Linked DNA regions of Homo sapiens: region 2 is linked to region 1. A link is a loop called in an ENCODE intact Hi-C map of the cell type or tissue named here. Cell type or tissue: CD4-positive, alpha-beta T cell. All regions are shown on one strand. Each heading gives the region's core, and the rest is flanking DNA. Links, peaks and the distances in the headings are about the cores only.

Region 1 (5,378 bases), core at 312-5,311:
GATTACAGGCATGAGCCACTGCACCCCGCCCGAATATGCTTGAACATGTTTTCTTGTGTACAGATGTGAACATTGCTCTAGAGTATAATCTTTTTTTTTTTAATGAGACAGAGTCTTACTCTTGTCGCCCAGGCTGGAGTGCAATGGCGCGATCTTGACTCTCTGCAACCTCCACCTCCCAGGTTCAAGCAATTCTCCTGCTTCAGCCTCCCTAGTAGCTGGGATTACAGGCATGCACCACCATGCCTGGCTAATTTTTGTATTTTTAGTAGAAACAGGGTTTCACCATGTTGGCCAGGCTGGGAGTATATTCTTTAGAGTGGACTTTCTGCACCATCAGCTATGCACATCTTAAACTTTAATAGATATTATCAATTTGTTCTCAAAGTAATTGTACTAAGTGTATACCCAGAAAGATGGTCTTTTAGTGTACTGACTTACAAAGTTATGCTATGAGAGATGGATACCAGTATGAGAGAGAGTCCTCTCCTAGGTACTGTAAATGAAACATGAAGCTTCCTGGTCTGCCGCCAGGAATTCATTTTCCTCAGAGGGTGTGTCTGCATGGAACTCTGCTTCTGGAAGGGAACGAGGGAGAAAAAGAAAAGATAAGAAAAGGGTTGGACATGGTGGCTCATGCCTGTAATCCCAGCACTTTAGGAGGCTGAGGCGGGTGGATCACCTGAGGCCAGGAGTTCGAGACCAACCTGGCCAACATGGCGAAGCGCTGACTCTACTAAAAATAAAAAAATTAGCCAGGCATGGTGGCGGGCGCCTGTAATCCCAGCTACTCAGGAGGCTGAGGCAGGAGAATCACTTGAACCTGGGAGGCAGAGGTTGCAGTGAGCCGAGGTGGTGCCACTGCGCTCCAGCCTGGGCGACAGAGGGAGACTGTCTAAAAAAAAAGAAGAAGAAAGAAAAAGATAAAAAAGAAAAGACAAGAAAGGGAGAGCAAAGGACCAGGGACCTGATGAGAACATGAAATAAATGTTTTTTTTGCCGGTGTGACTTCTGATAATAGGCTGTACTGCAGTTCTGCCCAGATGTTGTGGGACATGAAGAAGCAGTTATATTTGTTTAGGTGGCTCTGTCTCTAGGCAGATTCTGACTCTTCTTTCTATTCCCAGTGTTAAGCCTCCATACCAGGACATTAACAGGCATGTAATAAACAGTTAGCTGAATGGATGAATGAGAGTACCCTGACACTGATATTATTTGTTCTGTTAAATACATATATTCTCACTGACTTGATCAAAACAAGAATTAAGGTTTCAATTGTGTCTGGCATAAAATAGAGAGTAGATAAATATTCTTTGAGTGGATAAAAGATAATCTAATTAATTTGAATTTAAACTACCTGAGCACAACCCTGTTAAATATGTTTTTTCTCATTGGCCTTAAGAAAAGAAAAAAGAGCCCAGAGCAGTTTGAACTATGTGAGGTATGCGGAATTTATCAGGCACAGAGAGATATGAGTTTGGGACTTCAGTCATGTCCCTACACCCCTGTATTAGTTAGTTCTCATACTGCAATAAAGACATACCCAAGACTCGGTAATTCATAAAGAAAAGAGGTTTAATTGACTCATAGTTCCGCATGTCTGGGGAGACCTCAGGAAATTTACAATCATGGTGGAAGGGGAAGAGGCATGTCTTACACAGTGGCAGGTGAGAGGGAGCGAGCAAGAGCAGGGAAAACTGCCCTATAAAACCACCAGGAGAACAGCATGGGGGAAACCATCCCCATGATCCAGTCACCTCCCACCCTGTGTGTGGTTCCTCCCCTCCACACTTGGGGATTATGGGGATTACAATTCGAGATGAGATTTGTGTGGGGACACAGAACCAAACTATATCAGTCGCCATGCTTGGGGGGCAATTGTTTCAAGTCACTTTGTCCCTTACTACCTGCTTCATCCATTTTCATGTTCTTCGAATTTGTGATACAAAGAAGAATGTATAGCCAATCAATAGCTTGTTATTGTAATGTAAGTTATCGGTAAACAATTTAGGAACTGCCTCTTCTTTTTTCTTTAAAAGCTACTTGTAAGTGCTGCTAATCAGAGCATATATTCAGGGCAATTTGAATCCATGCTCTCATGTGGCAGTCCTCAAACTTGGCTCAAATAAACTGTCTACTTATATTAATTTTGCCTCAGTTTTTCCCTTTAGGTTGACAATATTGCATCAAGTTGAATACTCACAGCAATTGTATGAACTAGGTAGTATTTATTACCGGCCCTATTTATACCTGAGGAACAGAGAAGTTGAACAACTTGTCCAAGATCACAGTTTCACAGCAGGAGGACCATTATTTGAAGCAGGCAGTCTGATTCCAGACACCCAGTTTTTACACGCTGTACTGTATTGTTTTCAAAACTCTAAGATTTCATGGATCTTTGATTTTTTTTTTAAATTTCACTTGTCCTTTTTTTTTTTTTGAGAACTACTACAACACGATGTGTGTGTGTATTCACACACATTTTTGGAAAATATCTGAAAAAAAACCCAAAGCACTTCACATGAATGGAGGGCCAAAGGAAGGGCTGGGGTACAGACGCCGTCCAGAAATACTTAAAAATAAATGTTTATACTAACACAAACTAGCAGCCATTCCCCTACAACCTGGAGTACTTTTTAACCCAATCTGTTTGGGATTGAGGGCGGGACTCCAGGGTCCCTGGGAGGCCCCGGCAGCCGCGCATGCTCAGAGCACAGGGACCGCTCCACCTCGTCCGTGGCCCTGCCCACCCAGGCCGCAAGAGCTGCCGGGACGGTCCCCATCTTCTTGGAGCGCTTTAGGCTGGCCGGCGGCGCTGGGAGGTGGAGTCGTTGCTGTTGCTGTTTGTGAGCCTGTGGCGCGGCTTCTGTGGGCCGGAACCTTAAAGGTGAGTAACTCTCGGTGGCTAATGAGAAGCTACAAAAGGGTCCGCTTTGCTGGTGCGCGACTGCGCGTTTCCGTTCTTTACTGCTTCTCGCGGCGTCCGTCCGCCCCTCGCCTTCCTCACGTTCAGGCCGAGCGCCGCGTGGGCCGCAGCCGGAGGCGGCGGAGCCGAGGGGGCGCGGGCGGCGGCGAGGCTGCCCCCGCGAGGAATGCGGGATCCTGGGGTTCCCCGCACGTGGCTGGTGCCCAGGCAGTTCCGCGGTTGCTTAGAGACGGGACTGTGGCTGCCCTCATCCCCATTGCGTCTTTTTTTTTTTTTTTTTTTTTTACCTCCACCGCCTTCTAGTCTCACCGAAGGCTTGTGGCCATCTCTGTAAAGTTTCTGGGGAGGTGGGCACGGGGTAAACGCCGGAGGGTTCTGTGGAGCCTATGGGACTGACTGGAGGCCAAAGAACTTTGGGCCGCAGATGTACACCAGCGTCACTCTTTTGGTCTGTTAGGGCCTTCATCGCTCACATCAGGTTTCAGTGTGAAACGGGAAAACGTGGGTAATATTTCATTTACAGTCGTACATTCTGGAAAAGTATCTGATGAAACGCAGTTCCAAAATTAGGCCAAATAGGTTTTGCAGGGTCTAAATAGTTATTTTATTTCATCGTTTGCTTTGTAGGGGGCCCTAGATCACGGTAGTAACTTAGGAGTGTAGATTGTGATAGACAAGACAATGCATAAAATTGAGTAATTTCTCTAGGGGGATGTGGATCACACAGTACCCCGTTGCAAGTGCTTCCTATGTGTATCCATGGTATCGAATGCAATTGCAGTGTGTCAGGGGATGCTTCCAGGAAGTGTACCTACATCAGTTCATAACTAGAGTCAACTAATGGCAATATTCTCGATGATTTGTTCACATAACTTTTGTACAGTTGGGATGACTGGGTGGCTTAGTAGAGTCCTGGAGGCAAGTACTTTGTAAGTAGAAGACTTGGTTTGTAATTTCTAGCAAACTAATAGCACAGCTTCCTTTTTTCATTGCAGTGCTAATGTCAGGAATACGAAACAGGAAACTGGCTATCCAATGTATTAGTAAATTAGTAGGCATACTCCCCAGTTTAATGTTGTGTTAGTATGACCACATTCTCCCATTTTTGTTTTCGTATGTTCCTTAGCATAGAGTATCTAAGGAACTGTAACATTTTTCACCTTAAAGTTATGATGTCTAACTTGGTAACAAGGTTTGGGTAAGTCAGTTGTGACTACATTTTAAAAGAAATGAGGCCGGGCGCGGTGGCTCACACCTGTAATCCCAGCACTTTGGGAGGCCGAGGCGGGTGGATCGCCAGAGGTCAGGAGTTCAAGACCAGTCTGACCAACATGGTGAAACCCCGTCTCTACTAAAAATACAAAAATTAGTCAGCCGCAGCCGTGGTGGTGGGCGCCTGTAATCCCAGCTACTCAGGAGGCGAAGGCGGAATCGCTGGAACCTGGGAGGCAGAGGTTGCAGTGAGCCGAGATCGCACCATTGCACTCCAGCCTGGGCAACAAAAGCGAGACTCCGTCTCAAAAAAAAAAAAAAAAAAAGAGGTGAACCCATACCAAACAAATGCACAGAGAGCCATGGTAATATACAGATAGATAGTTATCTGTTTAAAACTGGAAATGGTTGGTAAGTGATTGGAGTTTTTTTCCCTAAAGCTTGCTTGACCAGCTAAGTGAAGATAAACAGTTTCTTGTTATAGAAGATGGGGTAGTGATTTACTGAAAGACAAGTTTTTTATAGTTTTTAGATTTTTTCATCACTTATTCCAAAGTGTTGCTTTGTTGAGATATTTGAGAACTGAGTAAAGAAACTGAACCCGTGAAAATAGAAATTCTTGATTTTTTAAGAAAACGGGATATTAATACTTTGTAAACATTATCTTTCTATTCTTGAGTTTTATATAAAAAATAACTTTATGCTAATTTGGGAAATTTTACAGATAGCCGCAATGGCTGAAAATGGTGATAATGAAAAGATGGCTGCCCTGGAGGCCAAAATCTGTCATCAAATTGAGGTATGATTCCTGTGCTATAAACTGCAAAAACAAGTTCCTTGAAAGAAAATACAGAAAGAACATTTAATTCTAGTACATGGACATATTCAACATTTGGTTTGCCTTTGATTCTTAGATGAACATATAATAGCATACAGTTTTATATTGGTGGAGCCAGGTTGTGAAACTTAAGATGTACAAACATTTCAAAAGGTAACACTATAAACTAGAGTTACTTAATCTTTTTAAAATTTTAGTTTCATAGTCTCATATAAAATTTTAGCTTCATAGTCTCATATAAAATGAGAATAATAGTAGTTCCCTCCTCATAAGGTAGTTTGGAGGATTAGTGAATATAATGTTAAGTACTTAGAAGAATTCCTGACACATAAGTAACATAAAAGTCCTTGGTAAAGTACCTTCCCTGTTAAATAACACTATATTTTTGATGATCTTAGTTTT
Region 2 (5,378 bases), core at 1-5,000, 220 kb before region 1:
TGGGCGGGGAGCTGACCGCCCCCACCTCCCTCCCGGACGGGGCGGCTGGCCGGGCGGGGGGCTGACCCCCCCACCTCCCTCCCGGGCGGGGCGGCTGGCCTGGCGGGGGCTGACCCCCACCTCCCTCCCGGAGAGGGTGGCTGCCGGGTGGAGACGCTCCTCACTTCCCTGACGGGGCGGCTGCTGGGCGGAGGGGCTCCTCACTTCTCAGACGGGGCGGCTGCCGGGCGGAGGGTCTCCTCACTTCTCAGACGGGGCGGCCGGGCAGAGACGGTCCTCACTTCCCAGACGGGGTCGCGGCCGGGCAGAGGTGCTCCTCACATCCCAGACGGGGCGGTGGGGCAGAGGCGCTCCCCACATCTCAGACGATGGGCGGCTGGGCAGAGACGCTCCTCACTTCCTAGATGGGATGGCGGCCAGGCAGAGACGCTCCTCACTTCCCAAACGGGGTGGCGGCCGGGCAGAGGCTGCAATCTCGGCACTTTGGGAGGCCAAGGCAGGCGGCTGGGAGGTGGAGGTTGTAGCGAGCCGAGATCACGCCACTGCACTTCAGCCTGGGCACCATTGAGCACTGAGTGAACGAGACTCCGTCTGCAATCCCGGCACCTCGGGAGGCCAAGGCTGGCGGATCACTCGCGGTTAGGAGCTGGAGACCAGCCCCGCCAACACAGCAAAACCCCATCTCCACCAAAAAAATACGAAAACCAGTCAGGCGTGGCAGCGCGCAGGCACTTGGCAGGCTGAGGCAGGAGAATCAGGCAGGGAGGTTGCAGTGAGCCGAGATGGCAGCAGCACAGTCCAGCTTCGGCTCGGCATCAGAGGGAGACCGTGGAAAGAGAGGGAGAGGGAGACCGTGAGGGAGAGGGAGAGGGAGACCGTGGGGAGAGGGAGAGGGAGAGGGAGAGGGGGCAACTTTCTTATTGTGTGGGTTACAGAGGAGACTCTTGGTTTATGTGGTCATGGTTATTGTCATAAAACCAGTTTTAGCACAATTTTCTTTTCTTTTCTTTTTTGAGACAGGGTCTCACTCTGTCTCCCAGGTTGGAGTGCAGTAGTGCAATCTCCGCTCACTACAACCTCCGCCTCTTGGGTATAAGCGATTCTCCTGCCTCAACCTCCCGAGTAGCTGGGACTACAGGTGCACACCACCATAGCTGGCTAACTTTTTGTAGTTTTGGTAGCGACAGGGTTTCCCCACGTTGCCCAGGGTGGTCTCGAACTCCTGGGCCCAAGCAATCCACCCACCTCAGCCTCCCAAAGTGCTTGGGATTAGAGGCATGAACCACCTTGCCCAGCCTAAATTTTCAATAGTTCTGACAGTCTATGCAAAATGTTGAGGCATGCTCACACTGGAAAAAAATTAAAACTTGAAGACTTCCTTCTAGAATGTCCAGTAACCAATATATATTTATTCTGACATTTCTGAAAACAGAGCAAAACGAAATTGAATAGGTGCTGGCATTCATCTGATGTATCAGGTTTATTTTATGACTGACTAGTCTTAATACTCCTAGATGTCGGGGTGTATAGGCAGCAGAACATTTTAAATTTGTTCAAGTAGAATATGGGAAAAATTAGAGTCAAATGAGAATACATTTTTTGTCTACTGTCAGTAACCTTCAATTAACCATGAAGACATAGGGAATGAATGGTTAAGCCATCAAAACTAAAATAGTTGTTTGTTTGTTTTTTCGAGATGGAGTCTCAGTCTGTCACCCAGCCTGGAGGGCAGTGGCCCAATCTCAGCACACTGCAATCTCCACCTCCTGGGTTCAAGCAATTCTTCTGCCTCAACCTCCCAAGTAGCTGGGACTACAGGCATGCACCACCATGCCCAGCTAATTTTTGTATTTTTAGTAGAGAAGGTGTTTCACCATGTTGGTCAAGCTGGTCTCAAACTCCTGACCTCAAGTGATCCCCCAGCCTTGGCCTCTCAAAGTACTTGGATGACAGGCGTGAGCCACTGCACCTGGCCTGATTGGATTTCTTCACTAAAAACTTGATTGGTCATTTGACTTCCTTTATCAGGAGGCTGCTAAGACATAGAAAGTCTCTGATAGCTGGGTCTTAAAAAAAAAAGAAAAAAGAAAAAAAGAAGTTAACTTTCGTTTCAAGTCTTGTAAAATTTCCTAGCTTTCTTAGGTTGCCAATATTTACATTGGGGAATACGGTCTACTTCACTTTTTGGTTTGGAGATGAACATTTACTCATTAAAAAATTGTTTCCCTCAACCAAAGAGCCGTGGTTTTGAGATCTGATACCAATGATGTCCTCGTGAGTTTTATTGCTCTTCTTCTCAAGTTTTTTTTCTCAATTAAAGGTACAGCCAATCCCATGGCTTGCTTGGTGATTTGTAGCATCTCTGCAATGCACCAAGGGGTATTTTTTCCATCATCTTCGGGATTGCGAATTATAGATCTCAATGTGTGGAAATAGCCACCTGCTTCTTGATGTCTGCAGTGCAATCGCAAGAGCAATAGGTTCAGGACCTATTCCTATGTTTTCTAGGTCTTCTAGACTTAGCCACTGACACTGGTTTACTTTATCAACTTCATCCTCTTAAGAGGTCACAAAGTAGGCAGAGTTAGAAAGCAGCAACAGCACATCACATCTCTGTGAGTAGCACCAAGGAGGGTGCACTCTGAAAACTGTTGCTTTAGCCAAGCCATAAAAATTACAACACAGGCTGGGTGTGGTGGCTCACGCCTGTAATCCCAGCACTTTGGGAGGCTGAGGTGGATGGATCACAAGGCCAGGAGTTTGAGACCAGCCTGGTCAATATGGTGAAACCCCATCTCTACTAAAAAAAATACAAAAATTAGCCGGGCATGGTAGTGCATGCCTGAAGTCCCAGCTACTTGGGAGGCTGAAGCAGAAGAATCAATTGAACCCGGGAGGCGGAGGTTGCAGTGAGCCGAGATGGCACCATTGCACTCCAGCCTGGGCGACAGAGCAAGACTCTGTCTCAACAACGACAACAAAAAAATTACACCACAATACATTTTAATATGAAATAAATTCTACTCCTACTAATTAGTGTTACTTTCATCTTAGCTTCCAATTTTTGCATTAATATTTACATCAGCCAGGCCAGGAACCGTGGCTCACACCTGTAATCCCAGCAGTTTGGGAGGCTGAAGCAGGCAGATCACCTGAGGTTGGGAGTTCTAGACCAGCCTGGCCAACACGGCAAAACCCTGTCTCTACTGAAAAATACAAAAAAAAAAAAAAATTAGCCGGGAGTGGTGACACGCACCTGTAGTCCCAGCTACTCAGGAGGCTAAGGCAGAAGAATCGCTTGAACCTGGGAGGCGGAGGTTGCAGTGAGCCGAGATTGCACCACTGCACTTCAGCCTGGGCAACAGAGTGAGACTCTGTCTCAAAAAAAAAAAAAAATTACATCAGTCAAACATGATCCTTAGTCAAAAATATGTCATTAACAAAAAGCACTTGGCACTTAACAGATGGTTGAAAAATGTCACCCTCCCCATCCTCATTTTTTCTAAAATCTTAGCTGCGGTAAATACTTAATTGTCCTCCCCATCCACCTTTCAGGGGGTGGGAGGTAAATCACATTTAATGTGAACAAGAGACAAAAAGAAAAACCCTTTAGGTACCTGCCTACCCCCCACGTTTGCCACTCCAAAGGAAAAGCTGCTCTATTCAGTTTTGTTTTCCCACCACTGAGGCAAGCCCTCCTTCCACACTATGAAGACATAAATTACCAACACCAGGTGAAGCCCGACCACTGCAATAATGGCCACTAAAAGGCACTGTCTTCACGGGACATTAACATCAGACTTTGGAGAAGTAATCTACAGGAAAAATGTAACCCCACAGAAATATTAACCATAAACCCCGCAAAAAGGAAAAAAAATCTTGAAAGTCATGGCCAGAATGCCAACAGAGTTGGGCTCCACGGCAGTGACTGCATGATTGGCAGAGCCTGTGGGAGTCCACCATTATCAGTCAGTCTGTCCAGTGGTCCATGCCTCAGAGCTCAGACAACTGCCTGCACCCAACCTCATGCCTGTAGCAAATGATGCCAATGCAGCAAACGCAATTGGGCAGCTGGGACACGTCTAGCTTCTGGATGCTCACTTCCTGACAGTTGGCAGCCCACACTTTTTTTTTTTTAAACAGCTTTACTGAGATTTCATTTACGTCCCATAAAATTCACCCATTTAAAGTGTACAATTCAATGGCTTTTTAGTATATTCACAGAGTTGAGAAGCTATCACTCACATTTAGAACATTTTCATAACTCCAAAAAGAAACCCTGTAACCATTAGCAGTCACTCCCCATGTCTCCCTCACCCCCTCCTGTCCTCCAATACTTTAGACAACCACTAATCCCAGACAATAATTTTATACAGCACTGATTTGGGTTGCTTGGAACTAGATCAACTGATAATAGATCTGAGATGAAGGTAATCTGAATGCACAGCATAGAAGGGGTTTTCAAACAAATGTAAGAAAAACATAGAGATGAAACAGCATGATCCAAGTCATTGCCTTCCAGTCAAAAAACACCAGGAACACATATAGTTAAACAAAGTTGGGTTTATTGACTGGTTGCAATGAAGTAGGCTGTACCCTAAGAGGTGTCTCCATAAGAAGGTGTTAGAAAGTTGTCATTATAGCATATAGTCTTGGCCAGGCACAGTGGCTTACACCCATAATCCCAGCACTTTGGGAGACTGAGACAGGCAGATCACTTGAGGTCAGGAGTTCGAGACCACCTTGGCCAACATGGTGAAACCCCATCTCTACTAAAAATACGAAAATTAGCCAAGCATGGAGGCACATGCTTATAATCCCAGCTACTTGGGAGGCTGAGGTGGGAGGATCACTTGAATCCGGGAGGCAGAGGTTGCAATAAGCCAAGATTGCACCACTGCACTCCAGCCTGGGCAACAGAGCGAGACTCTGTCTCGAAAAAAAAAATTTTTTTTAGCCTTGTGTTAAGTGATTTTGGAGAGTTTTAGAGTGGTTTCTCTAGATTGGATGCTGTGAGTAAGCAAGGGTAATTCTATTCTAATAATCTTGATCTAGAAGGCAGGAAGAATGAACTGAGGTTAAAGCTGTAATTGATAAAGAAACAGCAGCCATTCATATTAGCAAGGATAGATGGATATTTCGTCTTTTTTTTTTTTTTTTTTTTGAGACAGAGTCTCACTCTGTCACCCAGGCTGGAGTGCAATGGCACGATCTCAGCTCAATGCAAGCTCCACCTCCCAGGTTCACACCATTCTCCTGCCTCAGCCTCCCAAGTAGCTGGGACTACAGGCGCCTGCCACCACACCTGGCTAATTTTTTGTATTTTTAGTAGAGACAGGGTTTCACCGTGTTAGCCAGGATGGTCTTGATCTTCTGAC

Evidence for each region. Hi-C counts contacts between places; a loop is a spot of excess contacts. Peaks named below come from ENCODE experiments on the same cell type or tissue, not always from the same donor. Only the 100,000 strongest peaks of a DNase experiment are listed, where the experiment ranks them.
Region 2: a loop joins it to region 1, with 2.6 times the contacts of the local background. A loop is called at or near these places in 16 of 110 quality-filtered maps.

The regions. Positions count from the first base shown.
Region 1 is chr2:169,796,090-169,801,467 of GRCh38, forward strand. It overlaps SSB (small RNA binding exonuclease protection factor La), which reads left to right and starts at 2,782. Exons shown (of 12, transcript NM_003142.5): 1 at 2,782-2,887; 2 at 4,863-4,937. The coding sequence starts at 4,872. RefSeq lists an enhancer at 2,565-3,065 and a silencer at 3,017-3,216. In CD4-positive, alpha-beta T cell, for the core only: no CTCF peak of the experiment used is centred there; a DNase peak (open chromatin) is centred at 2,802; H3K4me3 peaks cover 1,953 bases; H3K27ac peaks cover 2,091 bases.
Region 2 is chr2:169,575,277-169,580,654 of GRCh38, forward strand. No RefSeq gene overlaps it. Among named protein-coding and RNA genes, the nearest start is that of FASTKD1, 4.1 kb to the left of the region's middle. In CD4-positive, alpha-beta T cell, for the core only: no CTCF peak of the experiment used is centred there; no DNase peak of the experiment used is centred there.